Linked DNA regions of Homo sapiens: region 1 is linked to region 2. A link is an interaction called in ENCODE POLR2A ChIA-PET data of the cell type or tissue named here. Cell type or tissue: HepG2. All regions are shown on one strand. Links, peaks and the distances in the headings refer to the core of each region. The heading gives the core; the rest is flanking DNA. Region 1 overlaps PIGL (phosphatidylinositol glycan anchor biosynthesis class L). Region 2 overlaps PIGL (phosphatidylinositol glycan anchor biosynthesis class L).

Region 1 (7,943 bases), core at 1,357-6,356, 51 kb after region 2:
GGATGACCTTGAGCAAATTACTCAACCTCCCACTGTGTCTCTGTAAGATGGGAAAAATAATTAGACTATTTTGAGGATTAAGAAAGATCATATATTTATTTTTTTGGCACTGACAGTAGTAGTTTTATATTTACTGTTATTGTTACGAGTACAGGTCCTCTATAAAACTTCTCTTTCTCTTCTTCCTCTTCATTCTTCTCTTTGACTTATCTAAATAATCTAAAGTAAGATTCCAAAGCTCTGCTTTTTCTGGGTTAGGAGATGAGAGGCTGAAAGACTGACTGTTGCGTGTTGCTATGGATTAAACTGTGATCCCTCCAAATTCATGTTAGGTTGAAGCCCTAAACCCAAAATGTGACTGTATTTGGAGGCAGGTTTTTAGGAGGTACAGCAGCCTCCTTTTACCTGTGGATGATATGTTCCAAGATCCCCAGTGGATACCTGAAATAGCAGATGGTACTGAACCCTATATATACTATGTTTTTTCTTATACACATGTTAACTATGATGAAGTTTAATTTATAAATTAGACACAGTAAGTGTGCTGGTTAATTTTAAGTATCAGCCAGGCATGGTGGCTCATGCCTGTAATCCCAGCACTTCGCAAGACAAAGGAGGCAGGTGGATCACCTGAGGTCAGGAGTTCGAGACCAGCCTGACCAACATGGGGAAACCCTGACTCTACTAAAAATACAAAAATTAGCCGGACATGGTGGCATATGTCGGTAATCCCAGCGACTTGGGAGGCTGAGGCAGCAGAATCATTTGAATCCAAGAGGTGGAGGTTGCAGTGAGCCAAAATCATGTCACTGCACTCCAGCCTGGGCAACAAGAGTGAAACTCCATCACACACACAAAAATAATAATAATTTAGGTATCAACTTGACTGGATTAAGGATTATCTAGAGAACTGGTAAAGGATTATTTCTGGGCATTTTTATGAGGGGGTTTCCAGAGGATACTGGCCTGTGATTCAGGGAACTGACAGGGGAAGACATGCCATCAATGTAGGTAGGCACAATACAATCAGTGGGGGACCCACATGGAGCAAAAAGGTGATTTCCTCTCTCCTGAAGCTGGGATACATTCTTCTTCTCCTGTCTTTGGACATCAGAACTCCAGACTCTTTGGCTTTTAGATTCTAGGGCTTATACCAGTGGCCTGCTTGTTTCTCAGGCCCTCGGCCTTGGACTGAGCCATACTTCTGGCATCCAGCTTGCAGATGGCCTGTTGTGGGACTTCTCAGCCTCCATAATCACGGGCCAACTCCCCTAATAAATCCCCTCTCATATATCTATAATCCTATTTGTTTTGTTTTGTTTTGTTTTTGTTCTTGTCTTTGTGTCGCTCTGTTGCCCAGGCTGGAGTGTGACGGCATGATCTTGGCTCACTGCAACTTGTTTCCTACCAGATTCAAGCGATTCTTGTGTCTCAGCCTCCCGAGTAGCTGGGACTACAGGCGTGCGCCACCATGCCCAGCTAATTTTTGTATTTTTAGTAGAGACAGGGTTTCACCATGTTGACCAGGCTGGTCTTGAACTCCTGACCTCAGGTGATCCACCTGCCTCGGCCTCCCAAATTGCTGGGATTACAGGCGTGAGTGCACTGTGCCCAGCCAGAATGGTGTACATTTTAAATGTATAAATTGTTTATTTCTGGAATTTCCATTTAATATTTTTAGACCACAGTTGACTGCAGGTAACCGAAACCACAGAAAGCAAAACTGTGGATAAGGGAGGACTACTGCAATTGAGGTTATATAAATCCATAAATGTGGGGCCCTAATCTGATAGAACTGGTGGTGCTATAAGAAAAGGAAGAGATCTGTCTCCCTCTGTCCCTCCACCACATGAGGCACAGTGAGAAGGCAGCCATGTGCAAGTCAGGCTGAGGACCCTTACCAGAAACCAACCCTGCCAGACCTTGATCTGGGACTTCTAGTCTGCAGGACTCTGAGAAAATAAATTTGTGTTGTTTAAGCCACCCAGTCTATGGTATTTTGTTTTGGCAGCCCAAGCTGACTAAGACAGATTTTAGTACTGTGAAGTAACAGATACATAAAAATGTGCAAGTGGCTTTGGAACTAGATAATGGGTAGAGGTTGGAGGAGTTTTGAGGTGAATGCTAGAAAAATCCTAGACTGCCAGGAAGGAATGGTTGGTAGAAATATGGACATTAAAGGTGATTCTGGTGAGGACTCAGGAAAGGAAAAGGAGACTGGAGAGAAAACCTCCATCTTCTCAGAGAATACATAAACAATCATGAACAGAATGTCAGTGGAAATATGGTCTTTAAGGCCATTCTGATGGGGTCTCAGAGAAAAATGAGATAAGACATTGGAAAATGGAGAAAAGGTGATCACTATTATAAAGAAGCAAAGAACCTGCCTGTATTGTGTTCTAGTGTTTTGTGGAAGATAGAACTTCTGAAGGATGAAATTAGATATTTAGCTGAGGCGAATTCTAAGTAAAATTTTGAAGGTGTGGCCTGGGTCCTCTTGACTGTTTATAGTAAAATGTAAGAGTTGAGAGATAAAGAAGAAATTGCTACGTTTAAAAGGAACCAGAACGTAAAGGTTTTGGAAAATTTTCAGCCTGTCCATATTGTAAAAAAATGAGAAAGCTTGAGGCTGGGCGCAGTGGCTCAAGCCTGTAATCCCAGCACTTTGGGAGGCCAAGGCTGGTGGATCACGAGGTCAGGAGTTCAGGACCAGCCTGACCAACATGCTGAAACCCCGTCTCTACTAAAAACACAAAAATTAGCCAGGTGTGGTGGTGCGCGCCTGTAATCCCGGCTACTTGGGAGGCTGAGGCAGGAGAATCGCTTGAACCCAGGAGGCAGAGGTTGCAGTGAGCTGAGATCGTGCCACTGTACTCCAGCCTGGGCGACAGAGTGAGACTCCATCTCCAAAAGAAAAAAAAAAGAGAGAAAGCTTGTTCTGAAGAGAGCACTCTGGTGTGACTGAACAACCATTTGATGAGGTGATTAGCATGGGTGTGAACCACACATGTAATCAACCACCTCAATAACAGCCAGGAGAAAGAAAAAATCGGGTGGGACGAAAGAAGCCTGCTGGACTTAAGAGTCTACAGGACCAGACAACAGAGCTATCTGGCTGCAAACATGCGTCGTCCTTCAAGAAAAGGGAAGAATGACCTCAAAAGTTATCCAGAGATCAGAAGGACTACCATTCCCACCACAGGCTCCAGAGGGCTTGGAGGGCCGAATATCCGCCCAAAGAGGATTGTTCTCAAGCCTCAAGATCTAATGGAGTTTACCTTCCTAGGTTTTGGCCTTGCCTGGGGCCTGTCACCCATTTCTCCCTTTTGGAATGAAAATATCTATCCTATGCCTCTCCATTCCTTATATTTTGTAAATATATAACTTGTCTGTTTTCACAGGTTCACAGCTGGTGAGGCTATTTAGATGAGACTTTGGACTTTCGAGTTAATGCTGGAATGAGTTAAGACTTTGGAGGCTGTTAGGATGGGATGAATGTATTTTGCATGAAATAAGGACATGAATGTGGGAGTCTGGGATGGAATACTATGAACTGAATAGTGTCCTCAACAAATTCATGTGCTGAAGCCCTAACCACTAATTGTAACTATTTTGAGATAGGGTTTTAGGAGGTAACTAAGATCACATGAGGTCATACGAGTGGGGCTTTAATCCAATAAAACTTGTAGCCTTTTAAGAAGAGGGAGGGAAGAAGGAGAGAGTGAGAGAATCTCTTTCCAGCATGTGAGAACATAGCGAGAAGGTCATCTGCAAGCCAGGAAGAGAGTCCTCATAAGAAAGTGACCCTGCAAGACCTTGATCTGGGCCGGGCGCGGTGGCTCACGCCTGTAATCCCAGCACTTTGGGAGGCCGAGGCGGGTGGATCATGAGGTCAGGAGATCGAGACCATCCTGGCTAACAAGGTGAAACCCCGTCTCTACTAAAAAAATACAAAAAAAATTAGCCGGGCGCGGTGGCGGGCGCCTGTAGTCCCAGCTACTCGGGAGGCTGAGGCAGGAGAATGGCGTGAACCCGGGAAGCAGAGCTTGCAGTGAGCCGAGATTGCGCCACTGCAGTCCGCAGTCCGGCCTGGGCGACAGAGCGAGACTCCGTCTCAAAAAAAAAAAAAAAAAAAAAAAAGACCTTGATCTGGACTTCTAGCCTGCAGAAATGTGGGAAAATAAATTTCTATTGTTTAAGCCACACTGTCTACGGTATTTTGTTAAGGGAGCCCAAGCAGACTAAGATGCATTTTTCTTGAATCTTCAAACTGGCTTCTTTAAGTATTTACTTTTTTTTTTTGAGACGGAGTCTCACTCTGTTGCCAGGCTAGAGTGCAGTGGTGCAATCTCGGCTCAGTGCAACCTCCGCTTCCCGGGTTCAAGCGATTCTCCTGCGTCAGCCTCCCAAGTAGCTGGGACTACAGGTGTGCACCACCATGCCCAGCTAATTTTTGTATTTTTAGTAGAGACGGGGTTTCACCGTGTTGGCCAGGATGGTCTCGATCTCTTGACCTCGTGATCCACCTGCCTCCCAAAGTGCTGGGATTACAGGTGTGAGCCACCGCACCCGGCCTGAAGTACTTACTTTTAATAGGCTTACTATCCCTCTACTATAGCATTTCACGAGTAGGGGAGTGATGCTGAAGCTACATGGTCTTCATGTGATATATAAAAAATATAGGTGCCATGACCGGGCGCAGTGGCTCACGCCTGTAATCCCAGCACTTTGGGAGGCCGAGGCGGGTGGATCACAAGGTCAGTAGATCAAGACCATCCTGGCTAACATGGTGAAACCCCGTCTCTACTAAAAACACAAAAATAAAAATAGCTGGTCAAGGTGGCGGGTGCCTGTAGTCCCAGCTACTTGGGAGGCTGAGGTGGGAGAATGGTGTGAACCCAGGAGGCAGAGCTTGAAGCGAGCTGAGATTGTGCCACTGCACTCCAGCCTGGGTGACAGAGGGAGACTCCGAGACTCCGTCTCAAAAAAAAATATATATATATATATGTGTGTGTGTGTATATATATATATATGTGTGTGTGTATGTATATATATATGTGTGTGTATATATATGTGTGTGTGTATATATATATGTGTGTATATATATATAGGCCAGGCATAGTGGCTCACACCTGTAATCTCAGCATTTTGGAGGGCTGAGGCGGGCAGATCATGAGGTCAAGAGATCGAGACCATCCTGCCCAACATGGTGAAACCCCGTCTCTACTAAAAATACAAAAAATTAGCCACTGCACTCCAGCCTGGCGATAGAGCAAGACTCCGTCTCAAATATATATATATATATATACTCCCTGGCTTACAATCTGGCTACGTCCCAATAAACCCATCCTAAACTGAAAATATCATAAGTAAAAAACACACTCTAGGCCGGGTGTAGTGGCTCATGCTTGTAATCCCAGCACTTTGGAAGGCCGAGGCAGGTGGATCATCTGAGTTCAGGACTTCAAGACCAGCCTGGCCAACACGGCAAAATCCCGTCTCTACTAAAAATACAAAAATTTAGCTGGGCATAGTGGCAGGCGCCTGTAATCCCAGCTTCTTGAGAGGCCGAGGCGGGTGGATCACGAGGTCAAGAGATTGAGACCATCCTGGCCAATGTGGTGAAACCTCGTCTCTACTAAAAATACAAAAATTAGCTGGGCGTGGTGGTGGGCACCTGTAATCCTAGCTTCCTGGGAGGCTGAGGCAGGAAAATTGCTTGAATCCAGGAGGTGGAGGTTGCAGTGAGCCGAGATTGCACCATTACACTCCAGCCTGGGCAACAAGAGCGAAACTCCGTCTCAAAAAAACAAGAACAACAAAAAACACACTCTAGTCTGGGTGTGATGGCTCACACCTGTAATCCCAGCACTTTGGAAGGCTGAGGTGGGTGGGTTGCTTGAGCTCAGGAGCTCAAAACCAGCCTATGCAACGTGGCAAAACCCTGTCTCTAAAATAATTACCAAAAAAATTAGCTAGATGTGGTGACGTGTGCCTGTAGTCCCAGCTACTCGGGAGACTGAGGCAGGAGGGTCACTTGAGCCCGGGAGGTGGAGGCTGCAGTAAGCCATGATCCTGCCACTGCACTCTAACCTGGGTGACAGAGTGAGACCCTGTCTCAAAAGCAAAAAACAAAAACCAAAAACTCCCCGCTTTATACCTTCAACTTAGGAGGTGTTTATCCAAATGTAACCCCATCCCAAGTTGAGGAGTGTACTGAATGCACATTGCTTTCTATCAGAGTAAAGATCTTAATAACCAAGATCTCCAAAACAGATTTGTCCCCGAAAACATTTGCATTACTGGGCCAAAGCAGACACTGCACAGGCAGGACATTGTGCAAATGGAGTGCCTGAGAAAAAACACGATTACTAATATTGAAATTGCCTTTGCAAAATTATGACTGAGACAGTGAAAGAGATCTAACTTAACTGACTCCATCTTGCTTCTAACCTCCAAGCTGTCCTTGTTCATTCCTGGGCATAGGATGAACTAACTTTGGGAGAAACTTAATTTATAGATCATAGTTTAAACAAAGACGGTAACAGCCCTTTCCCAAAGCAGACCTCCTTGCCTGGGGACTAGATTGCCTTTGTAGGACTAACGAGTTAGGCCCAAGATTATAAATTATGGTTTAGGAGTCATGCAGCTGGAGGACACAAGATTCTAACCCTCCCTAAACTGCTAAGATCAGTGCTTGAGATATTTTGCAGACCCTGCACTTGATGGATCACCCAGATCAATAAACTGGCTCATCTGATCTTGTAGTCCCCCACCCAGGAACTGACTCAGCCCAAGAAGAGACCTTCGACTCCCCATGATTTCGTCTCTGACCAATCAGCTCACTGGCTTCGCCCCACCCACCACATTATGCTTAAAAACTCTGCTGCCTGAATGCTCAGGGAGACAGATTTGAGTAACAGTAAAACTCTGGTCTCCCGCAGCTCTGCGTGAATTACTCTTTCACCATTGCAGCTCTCCATCTGGATAAATTGGCTCTGTCTAGGCAGTGGGCAAGGTGAACCCCTTGGGCGGTTACAATATTAATGTGAAAAAACAAATCACAACACTCACAGAGTAAGAGGGTGGGATATCATCTTTGAAAACAAAGGAACCCATAACTCCTTTCACAAATTAACTCAAAACCATGTATCTTTCGAGGTTTACGGAGGAAGAAATTTAGGAACAGAATTCAGTAACTTGCCTAGGTTACGCAATTAAAAACTTTAAACTTGGGTTTCAGTCTGGGCAGTCTGGCTCTATAAATCCACTGGTATAAACAGAAGAAATTCTCCCGTGGTGACCCCAGTAGTTTACCATGAAGCAAGTAAGATCAAGAATAAATCTAAACTTTTTCCTTCATCTCTTTGTAGCATACTGAAATGAATGGGATCCCCACCCCAAATCAAATACAGTGAACATCAATTCCCACCAATGCCTAATATTATAAAGAATAATCAGCAGGCCAGAAACGGTGGCTCACGCCTGTAATCCCAACACTTTGGGAGTTCGAGGCAGGTGGATCCCCTGAGGTCAGCAGTTCGAGACCAGCCTGGCCAACATGGTGAAACCCTATCTCTACTAAAAATATAAAAATTAGCTGGGTGGGTGGCACACGCCTGTGATCCTAGCTACTTGGGAGGCTGAGGCAGGAGAATTGCTTGAACCCGAGAGGTGGAGGTTGCTGTGAGCCAAGATTGCACCACTGCATTCCAGCCTGGGTAACAGAGCAAGACTCCGTCTCATAAACAAACAAACAAACACACACCAGTAACAACACAGTTAATGGTTAAACACTGGATATGTTGTCAATCAAATCATAAATACGGATAAAGTTGCCTGCTTTCCCTTTTTTGTTTAACATAGATTAAGGAAATCCACTCAAAGAAATAAGAAATGGATCAGGGCTGAGCGCAGTGGCTCATGCCTGTAATCCCAGCACT
Region 2 (7,943 bases), core at 933-5,932:
CTGAGGCAGCCACTGCACTCCAGCTTGGGCAACAGAGGGAGAACCTGTGTCTTAAAAAAAAAAAATTAAAAAAAAAAGCCTAATATGTTTCTCTGCCAGCAGGATTCATGTTTTCATGAGAACTTAATCAAAACTTAAGCCAAATGGTGAGGCTTTAAATGTGGAATTTTAGATATTACCTCATGAAGGATTATTATATATTTTTTGAGTGGTAGACAGTAAGCCTCCTTGGCAGCTTTAAAATTGACTATGGGCTAAGCAGTCCTGCTGATCCTAGAAGAGCTGAGACTGGTGTTGCTAGGCTTGTCCACCATTGCAGTAAATACAAATCTCTGCTATTGCTCTAATTGCATCAAAAATTTTCTTCCTTAGTGGGTATGAATGCATTCTCATGTTTTTTGGAATGAAGAAATCAATGCTTAAAAATCCTGGCTTCACCACCACTTGTTTACCTTGGACAAGCTGCTTGGCCTCTGCAAAACCTCAGTTTCTTCAATGTAAACTGATAATTTTACTTTTTTTTTTTTTTTCTGAGACAGAGTCTCACTCTGCCACCCAGGCTGGAGTGCAGTAACACAATCTTTGCGCATTGCAACCTCTGCCTCCCAAGTTCAAGCGATTCTCGAGCCTCAGCCTCCCAAGTAGCTGGGATACAGGCACATGCCACCACGCCCGGCTAATTTTTGTATTTTTAATAGAGATGGGGTTTCACCATGCTGGCCAGGCTGGTCTGGAACTCCTGACTTCAGGTGATCCGTCCAACTCGGCCTCCCGATGTGCTGGGATTACAGGCATGAGCCACCACACCCAGTCACAAATTTTACTTTTAAAGTTAAAATGATACTCTGTGAAAATGCTTGGTAAAAGGTGAGGTCAAGTTCTGTATAAATGAGAATCACTGGGCAGGCTCTGGGGGACCTGAATTTTTAGATGGCAGGACAAAGGCGGGGGCTTGAGGGTGTTAAGGAGGACACAGTTTAGAAAAAACTTCTGCCTCTATCTGAGCACTGATAATTTAGTTATTCAGTCTCACACAAGATCGTAAAGATATCAAAAGGTGTGTTTGTTCTTCAGTAGGTTTAATGGTGAGCATTGGAAGTTCTGGCCTCCTTAGAGAGTGGCCCTGGAGAAGGACTGGAAGTGGGAGGGTGGCCACAGAAAAAATTACAGAAACCACCTGGTGTGAATGGGACCAAGACCTCAGGTTTTCCATTCAGGGAGCTGCCCCCTTACCAGATTGATGCCATTCACTTCTATGTGCTGAAGGAGGACTCTGGCCACGTGCTCTGTGTCCCACTGCATGCCTGGGTCATCTGGGAAATCCCTACAAGAGAGAAGCACAACTTGAACACCTTTTCTAATCAGGCACAACCTTCTCCCTAAGCTCCAGTAGGTGCATGCCCAGTTTTATGATAGTTACATTGGGGGTAAGGGTCCCTGCCCTTAAGCTTCAGCAGATTTCAGTTAAGGTGAGATTTACAAACATGAAACAACTAGAAATTAATGCATAATTCCACACAACACACTTTTGGAGCTTTATGCTTGTTGCTGAGGGTAAGAAACAACATCAATGAGACAAGGCTCTGTCCACAAGTTGGGGAGACAAATGTGTTAAAAATGAACTTGAGCACAAGGCATGATGATATGCACTTTATGAGAATATTAGTAATAGTACTTTAATAAAAAGTACAAAGATATGTTACTTCATTAACCTCATGAACATCTTTTGACAGAGGTTTTTTTTGTTTTGTTTTGTTTTTTTCTTTTTGAGATGGAGTCTCCCTCTGTCACCCAGGCTGGAGTGCAATGGTGAGATCTCGGCTCACTACAACCTTTGCCTCCGGGGTTCCTGCCTCAGCCTCCTGAGTAGCTGGGATTACAGGCACCCACCACCACGCCCAGCTAATTTTTGTATTTTTAGTAGAGATGGGGTTTCGCCATGTTGGCCAGCCTGGTCTTGAACTCCTGACCTCAGGTGATTGGCCCAACCTTGGCCTCCCAAAGTGCTGGGATTACTGCTCTGTCGCCTAGGCTGGAGTACAGTGGCACAATCTCGGCTCACCGCAACCTCCACCTCCCGGGTTCAAGCAATTCTCCCACCTCAGTCTCCTGAGTAGCTGGGATTACAGGTACGTGCCACCACACCCAGCTAATTTTTGTATTTATTTATTTATGTATTTTTCCCGAGTCAGAGTCTCGCTCTGTCACCCAGGCTGGAATGTAATGGCATGATCTCAGCTCACTGTAACCTCCATCTCCTGGGTTCGAATGGTTCTCCTGCTCAGCCTCCCAAGTAGCTGGGATTACAGGCACCCGCCACCACACCCAGCTAATTTTTGTATTTTTAGTAGAGACAGGGTGTCACCAAGTTGGCCAGGCTGGTCTTGAACTCCTGACCTCAGGTGATCTGCCCACCTCAGCCTCCCAAAGTGCTGGGATTACAGGCGTGAGCCACTGCACCTGGCCTTTGACAGAGCCTTTACCGATGAAGTTAAGTAGCTTGTTTGCAAGGCTGTTATAGTTAGATTTTGAATGCAGGTTTTTGCCTGCAAAGCCAAAATGCTTTAGCACTAGGGAGCTGGCTACATCCTCCCTCCATCAGGACTGGGACTTGCTGCATGTCAGGTACAAAGGTCTTTACCAGAATAAACTTCAACTTATCTGTGTCTCCACCTGGCCACATCACAGGCCTATCTCCTTCTCCAACCTGCTGAAATCCTTCCTGTCTCTTTTCTGTGCTTTGATCTATGGTGTCACCTGATATGAGACTAAGGCCTCATCTTGGCCCCCTTTTTTGAAAATATTATTCATAATCTTATAAACTGATACCTATCTCTCTTTGGGTCAGGTCCTACAGCAACACCCATAATGCTACTGAGAGGACATGGGCTCTGCTCCCTACCAGGCAGGCTGTTATCACCTCCCTATGGACAAAGGTCATTAACTGGCCCCCTTTCGGACTTTGGGCAAAGGAGAGTCACTGGAGGTTTTTCAGCACAAAAACAACATGAGCCTCAGCAATAAATAATGTAATTGTTTCCTTTGCTTCAGCTGGTTCATCTGCCAACCCCTTATGGCAGTGGTCCCCAACCTTTCTGGCACCAGGGACCAGTTTCATGGAAGATAGTTTTTCCATGGACAGGGGTGGGGGGCATTAGATCCTCATAGGGGCGTGCAACCTAGATCCCTCGCACGCGGAGTTCAAAATAAGGTTTGCAGTCCTATGAGAATCTAATTCCACTGCTGATCTGACAGGAGGCAGAGCTCAGGCAGTAATGCTTGCTTGCCCGTCACTCACCTCCTGCTGTGCTGCCTGGTTCCTAACAGGCCACGGACCTGTACTGGTCTGCAGCCTGGGGGTTGGGAACCTCTGCTTTAGGGTGTTTTCTACAGAGGGCAGCTTTGTACTTTTCAAAGCCCTATCCTGTCGGCCACTCCACGTGGTTCTCATAGTGCTCCTGCAGTGAGCAGGACAGACAGCTCAGCAGGTGAGGGACAGGATCAGGAGAAAGGGATAAAGCGGGATCAGGACAAAGTTCAGTTTTGTTTCCTGGAAATGGAGCTGAATATAGTGTGTAAAACATAAGCCCCTGAGCTCACGCAGCTGAAGGAGAAATGGACAATGGGAACAGAGAAAATGTCTTGGAATGACAATAGCTACATACATACTCCTGGCTGAGAGGTTCACATAAATGTATTAAGGCATCATTTTGGAGAGGGAATACACCAGTAATATTGTATGGAACTTTAGCACACGAGAGAAAGGATAGGAGGATAGTAGGCTAAGCCTACTAATTCTCTGTTGTTCTGAGGTGCTAAGGTGCTGAAAGATAAACCTCAAAGAGGGGGAAGTTCATGGCTGCCTTCCATTTATCTTCAGAGAACTGGGATCTGCTCTTTTGAGGGGCGATGCAGGAAGAAGTGTTGCTCCATGCCTTTCTTTCGGTGGCTCCACCCAGTCATTGTGGGTGAGGCCAATCATTTAGGGAGGGACTTTGGACTGTAAATATCTGCTCTGTGATGTGACACATCTGATAAAGCATCATTACTTTTATGATCAAGTCCAAACTCCTCTTGGTCACACGTTCAAGTTTTCCCCAATCTATCTCCTATTTTGATTCACTTCCTTTCTCATTATTTGAAAGAGTCAATGAGATAACACAGGTCAGAAAGCATTTAAGAACTGTAAAAAGGGCCGGAACGGTGGCTCACGCCTGTAATCCCAGCACTTTGGGAGGCCGAGGCGGGCGGATCACGAGGTCAGGAGATTGAGACCATCCTGGCTAACACGGTGAAACCCCATCTCTACTAAAAATACAAAAAAAAAATTAGCCGGGCGTGGTGGCGGGCGCCTGTAGTCCCAGCTACTTGGGAGGCTGAGGCAGGAGAGTGGTGTGAACCTGGGAGGTGGAGCTTGCAGTCAGCCGAGACCGTGCCACTGCACTCCAGCCTGGGCAACAGAGCGAGACTTCAAGAACTGTAAAGAAATGTGTAAACATCAAAAGTGTGGCTGTTATTGCTGCATTAGCCTAATTTAAACCCTCCTTTAAAAAAAAAAGAAAGAACTCCCCAGTCTTTCTTTCTTTTTTCTTTTTTTTTTTTGAGATGGAGTCTCACTCTGTTGCCCAGGCTGGAGTGCAGTGGAGCAATCTCAGCTCACTGCAACCTCCGCCTCCCAGGTTCAAGGGATTCTCCTGCCTCAGCCTCCCCAGTAGCTGGGACTACAGACACCTGCCACCATGCTCAGCTAATTTTTGTATTTTTAGTAAAGACGGGGTTTCACCATATTGGCCAGGCTGGTCTCAAACTCCTGACCTTGTGATCCGCCCACCTCAGTCTCCCAAAGTGCTGGGATTACAGGTGTGAGCCACTGCACCTGGCCCCCAGTCCTTCTTTCTTGCAGTCCCTTGCAGAGCTCTTTGATGGCCACTTCTACAAGCGGTTTATGATTTCAAAGTGGGGTAGGCACCACAGGAGATGTGTAAGATGACTCATTGAGGTAAAGCAATGAATCACCAGGACTTCTATTTACCTGTTTTTCTGTTTACATTTATATTTTGTAGCTATTTTATAAGGCATCATATACCAACAGGGTTTAACATGTACACAGTTTGAATAAATAAGTACATAAATATGGAGGTGCAAGCTCAAATGTTGTTTCTTGCCATTAGGGGAGTGTGATAAAAATGTTTGGAGATCACTAGTCTAATCTACTCACTCTTCATTTTTCATTTTTTCTCCTGAATATTTTATTTTATTTATTTATTTTTGAGATGGTGTTTCGGTCTTGTTGCCTAGGCTGGAATGCAATGGCACCATCCTAGCTCACTGCAACCTCTGCCTCCCCGGTTCAAGTGATTCTCTTGCCTCAGCTTCCCGAGTAGCTGGGATTACAGGCATGTGCCACCATGCCCAGCTAATTTTGTATTTTTAGTAGAGACAGGGTTTCACCATATTGGCCAGGCTGGTCTCAAACTCCTGACCTCGTGATCCACCCACCTTGGCCTCCCAAAGTGCTGGGAGTACAGGCGTGAGCCACCACACCTGGCTGATAATTTATTTTTTTGAGACAGAGTCTTGCTCTGTCACCCAGGCTGGAATGCGGTGGTACAATCACAGCTCACTGGAGCCTTGACTTCCAGGCTCAAGTGATCCTCCCACCTCAGCCTCCCAAGTAGCTGAGATTACAGGTGTGAGCCACCAAGCCCAGCTAATAACTCAGTGATTTTTAGTACATGTATGGAATCTCTACATTTTATTTTACTAGTATTTTACATACATATATATATATACTTTTTTTTTTTTTTTTGAGACGGAGTCTTGCTCTGTCACCTAGGTTGGAGTGCAGTGGCATGATCTCAGCTCACTGCAACCTCCGCCACCTGGGTTCAAGCGATTCTCCTGCCTCAGCCTGTCAGTAATCGGGATTACAGGCGTGCGCCACCATGCCTGGCTAGTTTTTGTATTTTCAGTACAGACAGGGTTTCACCATGTTGGCCAGGCTGGTCTAGAACTCCTGACCTCAGATGATCCGCCCGCCTCAGCCTCCCAAAGTGCTGGGATTACAGGCTGCATATATTTAATTCTTGACTCTCCAACCTATCATAAGTCCCCCGATGGACGGATGTTACATGAGCCATTAATCAGTCAAGGTCTAACCAAGAAAATGGAGACCACCAGGTATTTCAGAAGGAATTTAATATAGAGACCTGTTTACCCACTGTATGGGAAGAGCTGAGAGGCCAAACAGGAAACAGTGAAACAACGCAGAGACTGGCCACAGCAGAAGGGCACCACCACCTCTAAGATAGGGGACAGCAGAGCCATGGAAGGGGAGCAGTGGTGGGAACTAGATGTCAGGAGAACTAGCTAGATGTCAGGGAAAACACCAACCTGCTGATGGACATGCCACTTAGGGTGGAGGATGGGGGAAATACCTGGTTCTTCCCTCTGCTACCTCCTAGTCATCCATCATTGCCATCTACTGGTCAAACCCCTCCAGAAGCCAATGGACATGGGAGCCTGGAAACTGTAGTTTCCATTGGAATAGAGCAAAGGCTTAAGATAGAGGCGATGTCTTACTCACAGCAGGTGTTCAATGGATACTTTCAATTGCTGCTCAGTCTTGGCCCTAAACCTTCAAAGGACAGCAGCAGTCTGGCCACCTGCCTCTCACTGTCTAAGAGTTTTCCAGCTTTATGGAAAAGCAATAACCTGCCAGGTGCTTGGTTATAGAGGGCAGCGGGGAGAACCGTACTGGGGGACATGGGGGCACCACAGGGCAAGCAGGATTCAAGGCTCAGGGAAGGGAGACATGGCAAGGGTTAATAGCCAGTTTCACCCCAGAAGCTCAGGGACAGAGTACCGTCCATGATTACAGTGGTCCAGTGTCACGAGCAGGCAATGTGATGTGGCAGAGAGAACATGGGGTAGGATGACACAGAACCCGAGTTCTAGCTCCCCTGCTTTCCATGTGACCTGGCAGGAGCTGCATCATCAGTAAAGATAAAATAATTCTGGGATGCACCTGATGACTGCCTGAGAGTCCTTCCAACTCTTAAGTCTAGGACTGTGTCATAAGCAAATGATTGATCTCACCCACTATCAGGGGGTGGAGCCACTAAAAGAAAGGCGTGGAGCAACACCTGTTCCTGTGAGCCTTTCTCCAAGTGAGCTTCCCTCACAGAGCAAAGACACTGCTATCAGGTATGACACAGATAACCTCCCAAAAGCCAATGAGAGACCAGATCTCTCATTGGACAAGGCCAAATTCTTTACTACACACCTTCCTTGTATTTAGAAACCTTCACTGAACTCCTCTACCAACTATAGCTTAGACTACCCCACTTCGTACCTGATTTGAATAGTATTCTATTATTTTCTGTTGTTTTGTGTGTCTCTTTAGCTAAACTTAAAATATAAGACTAGGCCTGTGCCTTATTCTTCTATTTCTTAGGTGGTACATGGTACAACTCAAGTCAATGAACAATTTTTTAAAATAAATAAACAATAAGTAATTGTGCTTCTACCCTATGCAAGGAAGTGTGTTAGGGGGTTTAACAAGCACTAGTTGCTTGACAGAAGTACTCTATATTTGGATGAACCAAAGGGAATTATACCAGCCACTGGGGGCTGATGCATGTAAGCAAGATGTTTGAAAGATTGCAATTTTTTTTTCTTTTTTGAGACGGAGTCTCCTTCTGTCACCCAGGCTGGAGTGCAGTGGTGCGATCTCGGCTCACTGCAACCTCCGCCTCCTGGCTTCACGCCATTCTCCTGCCTCAGCCACCCGAGTAGCTGGGACTACAGGCGCCCGCCACCACACCCGGCTAAGTTTGTTTTTGGATTTTTAGTAGAGACGGGGTTTCACCGTGTTAGCCAGGATGGACTGGATCTCCTGACCTCGTGATCCACCCACCTTGGCCTTCCAAAGTGCTGGGATT

The links. Peaks named below come from ENCODE experiments on the same cell type or tissue, not always from the same donor. Only the 100,000 strongest peaks of a DNase experiment are listed, where the experiment ranks them.
Region 1: POLR2A ChIA-PET joins it to region 2 with 5 read pairs; 11 of 35 experiments call an interaction of 5 or more read pairs at or near these places.

What each region holds. Positions count from the first base shown.
Region 1 is chr17:16,242,870-16,250,812 of GRCh38, reverse strand. The region is part of intron 2 of PIGL (phosphatidylinositol glycan anchor biosynthesis class L); the gene reads right to left. Among named protein-coding and RNA genes, the nearest start is that of PIGL, 30 kb to the right of the region's middle. In HepG2, for the core only: no CTCF peak of the experiment used is centred there; a DNase peak (open chromatin) is centred at 3,442.
Region 2 is chr17:16,293,269-16,301,211 of GRCh38, reverse strand. PIGL (phosphatidylinositol glycan anchor biosynthesis class L) reads right to left here. Exons shown (of 7, transcript NM_004278.4): 3 at 1,234-1,324. Among named protein-coding and RNA genes, the nearest start is that of MIR1288, 15 kb to the right of the region's middle. In HepG2, for the core only: no CTCF peak of the experiment used is centred there; DNase peaks (open chromatin) are centred at 2,651, 2,941, 3,451, 3,991 and 1 weaker place.